Linked DNA regions of Homo sapiens: region 1 is linked to region 2. The links are chromatin contacts, found by Hi-C or POLR2A ChIA-PET in ENCODE. All regions are on one chromosome and are shown on one strand. Each heading gives the region's core, a stretch centred on a gene start or an enhancer-like site at or near the end of the contact. The rest is flanking DNA. Distances are from core to core; before and after follow the strand shown.

What was found. Hi-C counts contacts between places; a loop is a spot of excess contacts on that map. ChIA-PET counts read pairs that join two places held with the same protein, here RNA polymerase II (POLR2A).
Region 1: a loop to region 2 is called in a map with no recorded cell type, with 4 times the contacts of the local background. The contact joins the promoter of TET2-AS1 here to the enhancer-like site in region 2. A Hi-C loop is called at or near these places in 1 of 37 single-sample maps with no recorded cell type. POLR2A ChIA-PET finds 5 or more read pairs at or near these places in 1 of 52 experiments (MCF 10A).

The regions. Positions count from the first base shown.
Region 1 is chr4:105,348,097-105,355,433 of GRCh38, reverse strand. TET2-AS1 (TET2 antisense RNA 1) reads left to right here and starts at 2,553. Exons shown (of 6, transcript NR_126420.1): 1 at 2,553-2,754.
Region 2 is chr4:104,926,783-104,933,814 of GRCh38, reverse strand. No RefSeq gene overlaps it. Among named protein-coding and RNA genes, the nearest start is that of TET2, 220 kb to the left of the region's middle. RefSeq lists an enhancer at 2,827-3,166. Within about 2 kb of position 2,579, at least 5 of the 41 ENCODE cell types and tissues checked have a DNase peak (open chromatin) inside an H3K27ac peak, as active enhancers do.

The DNA of each region.
Region 1 (7,337 bases), core at 1,304-3,803, 420 kb before region 2:
AATATAGAAGATAGCAGAGGAATGAATGATTTAAAGGGAAATAGAACAAGCTAATACATTTCACTACTTTAAAAAAACAAACAAACAAACAAACAAAAACTGGCAGGGCATCGTGACTCATGCCTGTAATCCCAACACTTTTGGAAGCCGAGGCAGGAGGATTGCTTGAGCCCAGGAGTTTAAGACCAGCCTAGGCAATGTGGTGAAACCCTGTCTCTATAAAAAAAATACAAAAATTAGCTGGGAGTGGTGGCATGTGCCTGTAGTCCCAGCTAATCGAGAGGCTGAGGTGGGAGAATCACCTGAACCCAGGAAATCAAGGCTGCAGTGAACCATGATCACACTACTGCACTCCAGCCTGGGTGATGGGTGTGAGACCTGTTTCAAAAAAAAAAAAATGAACACATTGTTTTAAAAATTAACATATAATGTCAAGGAACATAGCACTGCAACTCCTGAAAAAGTCTGGACTACTCACACTTGACTCTAGCTTTCCAGCTGTAGGGGAATGGCAGTGCCAGGGCTGTTTGTGTGGGTGTACAAGCTGATTGGGGAGGGATTTGTAGGGTACGAGATATCAGAAATATTATGTAACAAAAATGTTAGAGAAGCGATAAGACAGTATCGCATGATTGTTAAAATCTTTGGCTTAGGCCGGGCACTGTGGCTCACACCTGTAATCCCGGCACTTTGGGAGGCTGAGGCCGGCAGATCACCTGAGGTCAGGAGTTTGAGACCAGCCTGGCCAAATGGTGAAAGTCTGTCTCTATTAAAAATACAGAATAAAAAATAGCCGGGTGTGGTGGCACATGCCTGTAGTCCCAGCTACTCGGGAGGCTGAGGCAGAAGATCACCTGAACCCAGGAGGCGGAGGTTGCAGTGAGCCAAGACCAAGCCACTGCACTCCAGTCTGGGCAACAGAGTGAGACTTGGTCTCAAAAAAACAAAACAAAACAAAACAAAAGCTTTGGCTCAGAGTTTGAACAGACTTAAATTTATTTCTAAGTCCCATTGCTTTGTAGTTGTATGATCTTGAGCAAGCTAACTTTTTTAGTTTCTTAATCTGTAAAAATGGCTTTACCAATAGAATCTATCTCAGGGGTTTGTTTGAGAATTAAAGGAGATAATACATGTACCATTTAGTGGTATACAGTAAATATCCACTAAATATTAATCAGTACTATTTTACAAATTGATGACTGCACTCAGAAGAGAAAGAGATGAGGCAGGATGATTCAAGGTTTGGGCCAAGGATGGTGAGAGAATGATAATACTATTCATTCACAAATAGTAAAGGTGGCCTATAGTTTGGGTGGGAAATTATGAGATCAGTTTCAGGCTTGTTAAGTTGGAGATGGCAGCATGTGATAATATCTAGCAAATTCTTTATGTGCTCAGATGGGAGGTTAAGTCTGGAGGTGACATTAGGGACACCATGTTCTTATGACCACCTAGCCATGGTTGATTGATCCAAGGTGATCACTTAACCTTTTCCCTTGACTGTACCCCCTGCTGAAATTGATTTATTCGAGACCTAAGCCTAAACTGAGCCAATCAAAAGCCTTACTTAGAAATCTGGAATTGAGACCAAGACATTACAACCCAGTCTTCCTGCTCTCTGGAACAAAAGAGATATAAATTCAAAATGGTCTGCACACAGGAAAATGAAACAGTCACACAGAAAAAGAAAACAAAATTGGTAGAAAACTCACATGTTTGAGTCTCTGATCCCAAGTATTCCTTATTTAGGCAGCTTCATTCTTGCCTAAGATCCTTAAATATGTTTGTAAAATTTATGCTAGTTCAAGTTAGGTTTCTATTACTTGCAACTCCCAACTAATACCAAGAAACCACATGCAGGTGATAACTGCAGACACTCGTCATGAATAAACTACCTGAGGGAGCAGGAAAGGAATGAGAGCAAAACTAACTTGGCATTGTGGGTGTCAGAGAAGCCAGGATAGGAACGGAAGGTTAGAGGGACAATTGTATCAAATGCTAGTCTCTCTCTCTCTTTCCTCTCCTCTCTCTCCTGGAGCTGGACACACTTCATCTCCTTCTTTTGGACATCAGAACTTCGGCCCCTCCAGCCTTTGGACTCTAAGGCCTAGTGGTCAAGGAAGATGAGGTCAGAGGAAAGCCTGCCGAATTGAGTTTTGGGAGTTCACTAGTAGCTTTAAAATTGTCTACCATTCTCAACAGACTAACTGTAATGAAATTTCAAAGTTAAAACTTTTTTGAATCTTGGCAAACAATGTTCCATCTTTTATAAGTCTCTTTTACTCAGAACACATGTTTAGTATGCCCGTATTTAATTTATACCTGTCTGTTAAACGGGTTGACTGCATTAAGTCTATGGTGGTGGTGGTGGTTCAAAATAGTCTGACCTTTTAAAGACAAGGTTACTGATTCCAGCTGAGTCATTCCCTTAGTCTTGAGGTTAGGAACCAGCTTAGAAACAGCTGAGAGTGACATCACTGTGGCCATTTGAAAAGGCAGAGAAAGAAGGGTACATCGGGCTGCTTCAGGAAGACTGGAATAGAGACCTTCACAGAAGAGAGAGGCCCCATATCAGAAGGAAGTGTGACCCAGAAGGATGGAGCTCTTCAGAGACAGGCTTCTTTGAGAATCAAGAAAGATTCAGAACAGGTGAATTGAGTAGATTGTGGCTTTTGGAAACTGAGTAACACAGTAGCAAATTGCATAGCGTTTTAAACACTGCAACCTGACTTAAGAGAGAATCCCCCTGTAAAGGTAAGGCTGAGGGATGGTCAGTATAAATACCTTAGGAAATGTAGGTTACCTCTTATCTACCCCCGGTCTCTTTGCTTTTCTTGTTACTGTGTTGTTCCATGTATTTGTGTTTGATAAGAAAATGAACCGATATGTGTAAAAGTGTGTGTATATGTGTTTGAAGGATAGACGGGAGGTTGTTGGTTGCCCAGATTTACATTTCTCCAGGCTTAAATCACCGTGCCTTTTACAGTAGCCAAAAGAGGCACACAGTTCTAGAAGCACTGACTGAGGGTCCAGAGGAGAAAAATTCAAAGATGTTCACTAATAGTACCAGAAAGACCTCAAGTCCCTCTGAGTCTCAGCTGTGGTCAAAGGAGGAAAATGCCATCCTAGATTTTTCTGTAACATATTTGGGACCTATTTGGAGAGAAGATAGAGGCATACAACTTTGAGTGCTTATAGAAAACACTAGTTTCAATTTGTACTGCATGTCACCTACTGACCCGTATTGCCCTCAGTATGAAATGTGTTGTTGCAGTGATCTCTAGCTGCTTTTTTGTTGTCGTTGCTTTTGAACCCCAAGTTAAGTATGATGAAAACCTTCCAAATCTGCCTAGATTACTGCCAAGAAAGAGATGGGTGCATACTGATCCCATGCCAGGCAAATGAAAAACTGGCAACATCCTGGGATGAGCTCTCCTGCTGCCAGTTTAGTTTTTGCTTACATGTGGCCAATGGTTGTCAACACTCATGATGAGGGGGTATAAGCATGAGCTTGTCACCTCAAAGGCTAGGTTACCAGATTTAGCATTGTTTAAAGAAGTAACAAGAAACACTAAAAGTTTAACATCTGACATGGTTGAATGTGGCTACTCAAACAATAATTTAAAAGAATTAGCAGTTCAAAAAAGTGATTCCTGACAAATTATATGAAGGAAAGCTAACTAAAAGTGCCATCTGTTATGATTAAAACTAGGTAAAATGTATACATGTATACAAACAGAACACAAAATAATACAGGAAAACTAATGAAGGTGATTTCTTGGAGTGATGGACATCTGGATGATTTTTACTAATTCCTGTTGATGTTATAATGTTATGGGTATAACAAATTTAAAGTAACCAAAATTGGTGGATTTACAGCAAGTGATGGTTTTTTGCTTGAAATACAATAAAAACGTCTTAACCTAAACCATTCTCATAATCATTGAATCAGAGTGGCCCAAGTCCAGATTCTTGTAAGCTAAGCAGTTATGTAGGATGATAGAGTGGTGAGGCCCCACATCCCAGGACAAAAACCAAAACAGCTCAGATATGGTAATAGGATTGCTTAAGTGGGGTTTTTTTCTCCATAAAGAAAGGCTAATAGCTAAACTCCAGAGCTGAGCTGTTGAAGAGTTACATGAGTAACTCTAGCCTTGTGGCTAGTTAGAAAGAGAAAAAAATATATGTCAATTTCATCTGGGAAACCATCCATAAAGATAAACAATAGGAATGGTCTAGTGATGACAAATTGTGCATAGCAAATTGACCAGAAAAAAGTCAAATTTTTCCTTGGGAGCAGATGAGTCTAACGTATTGGAAATATACATGTTCTGCAAAAGCAATTAGATCTGGAGTCCTTGAAAGGAGGCCAACTCAGCTAGAAAGCAGGAAGTTTCACTTCCCTAGACTTAATGATGTAGATGAAAATATGGATACTCTATGTCTGTCTGTTTACAATGAGCAGTTGTTTTGAGTATTAAACTCTAAGAAGACATGGCAATAACTTCTGTAAATCATAAAGCCTCTAGCTTAGATTTAGACAGCTTTAACAAACAGCAAGGTACATTAAAATTTTTGGATCTAAATTAATCTAGTGGTGAAAGGCACAAATTTTGGAGTCATGTAGATTTGGGCTTGAATTCCACTTTTTCCTATCTGCATGATCTCGGGTAACTTGCTTAAACTCTCTGAGTATGTTTCCTCATCTATAAAACAAAGATAAGGATAGTCTCTTAGAGACCATTGGGTTGTACTGAATGTATTCAGTAGATGACCTTATCTATTCAAGGTAATTTAAGAAGAAAGGAGAAATAATTGTAAAGATACAGGGTGCCTTATGAACCCCCAAGGACATGAAATGCGGTAGGCCTCAGAAACAAGTCAATCTAGGAATTGAAACATAGGCATCAGTGAGTACTGAGTGAGTTTGTCTTAGAGCCAAATGGTCTTTTGTCTCTACATCGTTTTTTATTCGCTCTAAAGACTTACAAATGGATCAAATATAGCCTATTACAGCATTTATTGGTTTTAATATTTTATATATCCAGCTGCAAATTCCTACAGATATAAATTTGATTAGCACAGTTTACTTGATATCAGGTGTCAACCTCTGGTCTAGTCAACTGTGACCTGGTGGATCAGGGTCTTGTCATATGAAGGTCTACCCCTTCCTGGAATGTGATGATAAGGTGGGAATAAAGAAAAAGTGATACCCATCTCTAAATTGAAACTTGACTTGCTAGGAACAGTATGAGGATCAAATGAGATAATGTATGTGAAGCATCTAGAATAGTGTCTACCTGATACATAGCTCTAAAATAGTCTGTGAAATAACGGGGCTGATGGACAAAGGCCAAAAAATCTCATTGGCTTAATCTTTGAAACCATATTTTGCTGCACCTGTCATCAGAGAAAGAAGCTCATAGAAACATTAGTCATGTCATACCTATGAACAATTATTTTCTTGTCCAAAGTGGTCACTCTGAGAAGGAGGCGTACCAGCAGCTGATGTGCTCAGGTTCTCCAACCTGGAGAATGCTTACATCTGCATCAGAGGCAAGACAGGGCACAAATGAAAGCTCCTTGCTTTAACATTGAAATTTTATTTACTCTTTTTCTTTTTTTTTTTTTTTTTTTTTGATATGGAGTCTTTCACTGTTGCCCAGGCTGGAGTGCAGTGGCATGATCTTGGCTCACTGCAACCTCCGCCTCCCGGGTTCAAGCAATCCTCCTGCCTCAGACTCCCGAGTAGCTGAGATTACAAGTGTGTGCCACCACTCCTGGCTAATTTTTGTATTTTTAGTTGAGACTGGGTCTCACCATGTTGGCCAGGCTGATCCTGAACTCTTGACCTCAAATGATCCACCCTCCTCAGCCTTCCAAACTGTTGGGATTACAGGCGTGAGCCACCACGCCCAGCCTGAAATATTACTCTTAACAAGCACCTCTGCTCTGGCTATGAGAAAGTATCTCTCCCAGGCAGAAAGAAGCAGGCAGTCTCCCAATGGACAAGCTTAGCTAAAACGCATGCTACTACCGAAGATAGGCAGTTTCAATCCTGCTTGAATTGGACTGTCAGTTTTTAGATTTTAAATATCCTCTTTAAGTAATGAAATTTTATAAAATGGGTATAATGCAGCTTTTCTGCTGCATCTGCAGCAGTTGTGGTGTTTAGAGGTGGTGCTGTCTATAAAAGCAAAATTATCTCAATAAACCTAAGTTCTATAATTGATATTGTAGGTAACTTTTTGAAAAAATTAAAAAATTCACTCACACTGAGTAGTTTCTCTTTTGTTGATTTGAATTTATTAATGTACCAAATTTTAAAAATGTCTTCTCTTGCTTAACTGTCAAGTTTTAAGAACAAAAATATAAAAGCAAAAAAGTTAGCTTCTCTCTGAAATGTTTTTAAGTGATATACTTGTGGGAGACATTACCTAATATATTTCCTTCTTTTCTCACTTGCAGCTTTCCAGTCTTTACCCTTTGGGTCTAAGTTCTACTTTAGTCTAAAATCAATATTTATTTTAGAAGCAAGGGCACCAATGCAGTTGTCAGGAAATGTCTCATAGAAAACCATGATGCACAGGTTCTGAGGGGAAATGTACCTTCTTGCATATGTTAGTGAATTGGCTATGGCAACTTATGGTTATAGGCTGGAGAATTTGGGGAAGAAACCCAGTCTTCCGCCTGGTTTAGAATAATATCAGGCATCTGTATTCTTCCTTCTGGGATCCAGTCCGCTTTGGTACAGACTTCCTGAAATTGCCCCAGATGAGCTTGATAAGACTGTACCTAGAGGGCCCTCCCTGCGGGGGAGTAAAGATAACTATGGTTTCATGGTGGATGCATCAAGTCTCACTGAGGTCTCAGAATTGCATGGGCATTGTGGATATGGACATCAGAAGTGCTCCTGTTAAACGGTTAGGGTTGGGTCAAGAGAGAGTGAAGGTAATGGCTTTACTGCAGATACTGGAGGAGCCTGCTCTGGGCCTTGCATAAGAGGCCCACTGTTTTATCAATGCAACCATCTTTCCTGAGCCTCACCCATGTATCCAGCTACCTTTCAGACTTTTCCATCTGGAAAATCCACAGGCATCAGCATGTCCAAAAATTGGACTTATGGTTTTTCCTACCAAAACCACGCGTCTTCCATTGGTGAATGGGGCTTCAGCCTTCATCCACTTACCAAGACCGGAAAGCCCAGAGTTATTCTTAGCAATTCCTCTCACAGTTGTCTTGTCTCCACATGCAGTTTCTTTCTCTCTCTCTTTCTTTTTTCTTTCTCTCTCTCTCTCTCCGTCCCTTCCCCTTCCTTCTTTCTTCTTTCTTTTTTT
Region 2 (7,032 bases), core at 1,330-3,829:
ATTCTCTGATGGTAGTTTGCATTTTTGTGGGATCAGTGGTGATATCCCCTTTATCATTTTTATCGTGTCTATTTGATTCTTCTCTCCTTTCTTCTTTACTAGTCTGGCAACTGGTCTATTTTGTTGATCTTTTGAAAAAACCAGCTCCTGTATTCATTGATTTTTTGAAGGGCTTTTTATGTCTCTATCTCCTTCAGTTCTGCTCTAATCTTAGTTATTTCTTGTCTTCTGCTAGTTTTTTAGTTTGCTTGCTCTTGCTTCTCTAGTTCTTTTAATTGTGATGTTAGGGTGCCAATTTTAGATCTTTTCTGTTTTCTCCTGTGGGCATTTAGTGCTATACATTTCCCACTAAACACTGCTTTAGCTCTGTCCCAGAGATTCTGGTACATTGTATGTTTGTTCTCATTGGTTTCAAAGAGCTCAATTATTTAAGCCTTAATTTTGTTATTTACTCAGTAGTCATTCAGAAACAGGTTGTTCAGCTTCCATGTAGTCATGTGGTTTGAGTGAGTTTCTTAATCATGAGTTCTAATTTGATTTCACTGTGGTCTGAGAGACTGTTATGATTTCCATTCTTTTGCGTTTGCTGAAGAGTGTTTTACTTCCAATTATGTGGTCAATTTTAGAATAAGTGTGATGTGGTGCTGAGAAGAATGTATATTCTTTTGATTTGGGGTGGAGAGTTCTGTAGATGTCTATTAGGTCCATTTGGTCTAGAGCTGAATTGAAGTCCTGAATATCCTTGTTACTTTTTTGTCTCATTGATTTGTCTAATATTGACAGTGGGGTGTTAAAGTTTCTCATTATTATTGTGTGGGAGTCTAAGTCTCTTTGTAGGTCTCTAAGATCTTATTATATGAGTCTGGGTGCTCCTTTTTTGTCATTTTTTATCTTTGTTGGTTTAAAGTCTGTTTTATCAGAGACTAGGATGGCAACCCCTGCTTTTTTTTTCTTTCCATTTACTTGCTAAATATTCCTCCATTCCTTTATTTGCATGTGAGATGGGTCTCCTGAATACAACACACTGATGGTTCTTGACTCTTTATCCAGTTTGCCAGTCTGTGTCTTGGGGCATTTAGCCCGTTTACATTTAAGGTTAATATTGTTATGTGTGAATTGGATCCTATCATTATGATGCTAGCTGGCTATTTTGCCCATTAGTTGCTGCAGTTTCTTCACAATGTCAATGGTCTTTACAATTTGTTATGTTTTTGCAGTGGCTGGTACCGGTTGCTCCTTTCCATGTTTAGTGCTTTCTTCAGGATCTCCTGTAAGGCAGGCCTGGTGGTGACAAAATCTCTCAGCATTTGCTTGTCTGTAAAGGATTTTATTTCTCCTTCACTTATGAAGCTTAGTTTGGCTGGATATGAAATTCTGGGTTGAAAATTCTTTTCTTTAAGAGTGTTGAATATTGGCCCCTACTTACTTCTGGCTTGTAGGGTTTCTGCAGAGAGATCCACTGTTAGTCTGATGGGCTTCCCTTTGTGGGTAACCTGACCTTTCTCTCTGGCTGCCCTTAACATTTTTCCCTTCATTTCAACCTTGGTGAATCTGATGATTGTGTGTCTTGGGGTTGCTCTTATTGAGTAATATCTTAGTGGTGTTCTCTGTATTTCCTGAATTTGAATGTTGGCCTGCCTTGCTAGGTTGGGGAAGTTCTCCTGGATGATATCCTGAAGAGTATTTTCCAACTTGGTTTCATTCTCCCCATCACTTTCATGTACACCAATCAAATATAGGTTTGGTCTTTTCACATAGTCCATATTTTCTTGGAGGCTTTGTTCATTCCTTTTCATTCTTTATTCTCTAATCTTGTCTTCATGCTTTATTTTATTAAGGTGATCTTCAATCTCTGAAATCCTTTCTTCTGCTTGATCAATTTGGCTATTGATATTTGTGTATGCTTCACAAAGTTCTTGTGCTGTGTTTTTCAGCTCCATCAGGTCATTTATGTTCCTCTTTAAACTGGTTATTCTAGTTAGCAATTCCTCTAACTTTTTTCCAAGGTTCTTAGCTTCCTTGCATTGGGTTAGAACATGCTCCTTTAGCTCGGCAGAGTTTGTTATTACCCACCTCCTGAAGCCTACTTCCTTCAATTGGTCAAACTCATTCTCCATCCAGTTTTGTTCCCTTGCTGGCAAGGAGTTGTGATCCTTTGGAGGAGAAGAGGCATTTTGGTTTTTGGAATTTTCAGCCTTTTTTTGTGCTGGTTTTTCCTCATCTTCCTGGATTTATCTACCTTTGGTCTTTGATGTTGGTGACCTTCAGATGGGGTTCCTGTGTGGACGTCCTTTTTGTTGACATTGATCCTATTCCTTTGTGTTTGTTAGTTTTCTTTCTAACAGGCCTCTCTGCTGCAGGTCTGCTGCAGTTTGCTGGAGGTCCACTCCAGACCCTGTGTGCCTGGGTATCACCAGCAGAGGCTGCAGAACAGCAAAGATTGCTGCTGTTCCTTCCTCTGGAAGCTTCATCTTAGAGGGGCTCCTGCCAGATGCCAGCTGGAGCTTTCCTATATGAGGTGTCTGCTGACCCCTGCTGGGAGGTTTCTCCCTGTCAGAAGTCACGGGGTTCAGGGACCCACTTGAGGAGGCAGTCTGTCCCTTAGCAGATCTCAAGGGCTGTGCTGGGAGATCTGCTGCTCTTTTCAGAGCCAGCAGGCAGGAACATTTAAGTCTGCTGAACCTGTGCCCACAGCCACCCCTTCCCCCAGGTGCTCTGTCCCAGGGAGATGGGAGTTTGATCTATAAGCCCCTGACTGGGGCTGCCACCTTTCTTTCAGAGATGCCCTGCCCAGAGAAAAGGAATCTAGAGAGACAGTCTGGCTACAGTGGCTTAGCCAAGCTGTGGTGGGCTCCGCCCAGTTCAAACTTCCTGGCCGCTTTGTTTACACTGTGAGGGGAAAACCACCTACTCAAGCCTCAGTAATGGCAGACGCCCCTCCTCCCACCAAGCTCCAGCATGCCAGATTGACTTCAGACTGCTCTGCTGGCAGTGAGAATTTCAAGCCAGTGGATCTTAGCTTGCTGGGCTCCCTTGGGGTGGGATCCTCTAAGCTAGACCACTTGGCTCCCTGACTTCAGCCCCCTTTCCAGGGGTCTAACTTTTTCTGTCTTGCTGGTGTTCCAGGCACCACTGGAGTATGAAAAAATTTCCTGCAGCTAGCTCGATGTCTGCCCAAATGACTGCCCAGTTTTGTGCTTGAAACCCAGGGCCCTGGTGATGTAGGTACCGGAGGGAATCTCCTGGTCTGCAGGTTGCGAAGACCGTGGGAAAAGCATATTATCTTGGCCAGGGTGCACTGTTCCTTACAGCACAGTCCCTCAGGGCTTTCCTTGGGTAGAGGAGGGAGTTCCCTGACCCCTTGTGCTTCCTGTGTGAGGTGACATCCCACCCTGCTTCAGCTCACTCTCCATGGGCTGCACCCGCTGTCTAACCAGTTCCAGTGAGATGAGCTGTGCACCTCAGTTGGAAATGCAGAAATCACCCACCTTCTGCGTTGATCTCGCTGGGAGCTACAGACCGGAGCTGTTCCTATTCAGACATCTTGCCAGCCACAATCCAACAGTGGCTTTAGTAAATAAGGAATTATTTTTTCCTACAGAGCAAGAAGTAAGAATATAGAAAATTGCTGGCATTGCTCCCATTGTTCATGATGCTGTCAAGGATATAGGCTCTTTCTACCTTGCATTCTCCTTCCTTCATTTGCTGGCTTTTTCCCCTTTGGCTGAAGGCCCCACGGTTTTTAATATGGCTACCACAACACCAGGCATCATATCCATGCAGGAAGAAGAAGAAAGAGGGAAGGGGAGAGTCCAGCTCCATTGGTCTCTTTTATTAGAAAATATCCCTCCTAGTTGCAAAGGAGAGTGAAAAAATGACTATATGGCAAAGGGAAAGAACATTGTGATTATCACCTTAGAATGGTTGTTCATCACCTCCTAGAGATGAGCACATTGCTCTTGTATACAGACAAGTTCTGATAGCAGAAACAGGGGAGATTAGTCATTGATTGGCAGTTTTTAGTCTTCCACTGTGGAGGAAGAAAATGGAATTGGTGGCAGTCTTGAAGGCCTTTTTGGTAGGTTTAGGAGTTTCAGCTTTATCAACAAATATGTAGTATTTAGTATGTGTCTCCAGTAATTGAATGTGTGTGTTGTCATAAACCATAAGATATTTCAAGAGTTTTAGGTTGAGTTATGTTTATAAAAATTTTTTATCATATTCTAGTTTTATGTACTAGAAAAAATACTTGTCAAATAGGCCTTACATAGGGAGGGTTTTTACAACTTACTTAGAAAAATAACCAGAAATGGTGGACCTATTTATCCACCAGAAGCCGGATGTATTCTGGAGCAGCCTATATGGTTTTAGAATTTCATCCAAATTTGATGCAAGGAGATGCAAGTACTCTCTACAACCTGGCAATGCCAAGTCCCCCAATACATGCCCTTAGTAGGATTTGTGAACACTTAGCCGACAAGTATATACTCAGTGTCTCATGTCTAAATGTGACACAAAAACAGCAATGAGATACTTTTGGAATGACATTTCATCTCATACACAGAATTTGCCTGACTATATGTAATTATGTTAATACTTCAAGTGTTCATTTAATTATCTTTCTGTTAAAATGTATTTAACTTATCATTAAAGTACCAATAATCTTTAGACCAATAAAGTAGATAGTAGGAGGTCTAAAATACAATGATTTATACTATTTTGGAAAAGAAAAATCCCTTTAAGGAAAGTGTTACAAATAAAATTTCTTTAACTCTTTAATCAGGTATTTTCCTACTTAGTGAATATTTATGTGTATGGAAATTCATCACAGGATTGCTTTTATGTCTTTGCTTTTAATACTTGGTGCTAAATTTTAGTGATTATGTAGATTGGTTAAAGTTTTGACCTTTTGGAAGTTTGTTTTCTTGTTGTTGTTATTGATTTTAATTACTTTGTAATAAATTCTAGATCTTTGTAAGATATGTGACCATTATTGGCATCAGTTTGTAAAAGCTATAAGCCATAGTGGTTTCCTTATATGCAAATGAAAGAATGCAGAGGTATACACAGAGCGATTCAGAGGCATATTCAGGAAAGGGGGAGATCATTACATCTTAACCTATTTCTATTTTACCATGTTCCTTTCCTGTGGGAAAACATGAAAATGTGGTGATTCATTAAGACATGTTAACCAGGAAGTAGAGTCCCTATGGCCATTTCACATCTAGAAGAAAAATTTTATAACTGTTGCTAAATAGATTTAATCAATAGGAACTAAGACTTGAGATAATGACAGATAAACAGAGGTACAAGTACTAGAGATATTGCCGTCAAAAATATTTGGTGATTTTTAACTGACCTCAAAGACCATCTACAAGCATTTTATTAGGATTCCTATGTTGTCATTCTCATATAACAACTTGATACCACCATTTCATGTAACATTATTCTGCCATATCTACTAGAAATTAAGAATTGTTGGGGGGCTAGCTAATGTGCTAGGTCCAGAATGTACATTTTTGGAGCAATCATATAAGGATCTAGCTATAAGGATTGTGGATCCATATGAATTCTGTAGGTCATCTCAAAATCTCTGCATATCTAACTTTATTTTTTTCTTTTCTTTCTCTCTTTCTCTCTCTCTCTTCCTTTCCTTTCTCTTTCTTTTTCTCTTTCCTCTTTCCTTTCCTTTCTCTCCACAGAGTCTAACTCTGTCACCTAAGCAGGAGTACAGTGGCATGAACATAGCTTGCTGCAGCTTCAAACTCCTATGCTCAAGTGGTTTTCCTGCCTCAGCTTCCTGAGTAACTAGGACTACAGGTGCGTGCCACCATGCCCAGCTAATTTTTGTATTTTTTGTAGAGATAAGATCTTACTATGTTACCCAGGATGGTCTTGAAGTCCTGGCTTCAAGTGATCATCCAGCCTTGGTCTCCTAAAGTACTGGGATTACAGGCATGAGCTACCATGCCTGGCCGGGATATCTAAGTTTTGTGTGTAATAACCTTATTTCTTGTGTTGAGGCTTTTCTCTACTATTATATATAATAGTGTAGAAAAAGGATATATATATATATATATACATCTCTCTCTCCTTTTGTTTCTGTGATGTATAGATCACTCACTTCAATTTTCTGTGGACAGTTTTTTAAACACAGATGTGTTTTTGTGACTAATGGTGGCTGTTGGGTTGTTAGAGATCCAAAGACAGAATAAAATCACAGGGAGAACCTTCAAGTATTACAGAGCAGGACCAAGTAGATGGTGTCTTTCTCCCTACCTCCATGCTTCCTTCCTCCCTCCCTTCTTTCCTTTGCTTGCTTCTCCTTTCTGGGTAGGCATTTGTAGGAACTGTTTTAGCCTCTAGAATCATACAATATTTGACAAAAGAAAAAAATAAAGATGGAGAGGCTCATAGCTGTAGAATTTGAATTGCTCACTTTTGACTCAATGCACTTTCTAACACTGCTTTTAAGTACTAGGTGACAAAATAAAATGATACACTACTTTACGGACATATATAGTTTTAGAAAGTATTCGATTGAGTTACAGAATGTTGTCCAGGCAATTAAGAACAGTATTTACCTATGTTCTTTATCTTGTGACTGGTTTAATGGGTCTACCCTGAGAATAGTTCTATTTGATGATACTTTCCCTTAAAAAGATACTAAGATATTTGTAGCTGTACAAAGTAAGTTACTTCTGTTTGAAGAGCACTGGATTCTTTATGAAAGGTGTTCATCCCATTATGATTGTATAATAAACATAAAGATTTTTAAATCACCGTTGTGTTCAAGTAGGTAAATGGAAACTCTGCAAAGAATCTGCTTACTACTGGGGATGGAGGTGGGAAGAGCCTTTTTGGAATGATGTGTTACAGAGAAACTTTGCTCTCTGGAGTCCATATATCATTTACAGCAAAAAGAAGAAACACATTGCTTATAGACGAGAGAGTCTTGGATTAGGAATTCATAATGTGCTAGGGGATGCTGATGAAGCTTCTACCTGGAATAATGAATGTGAACTGTACATT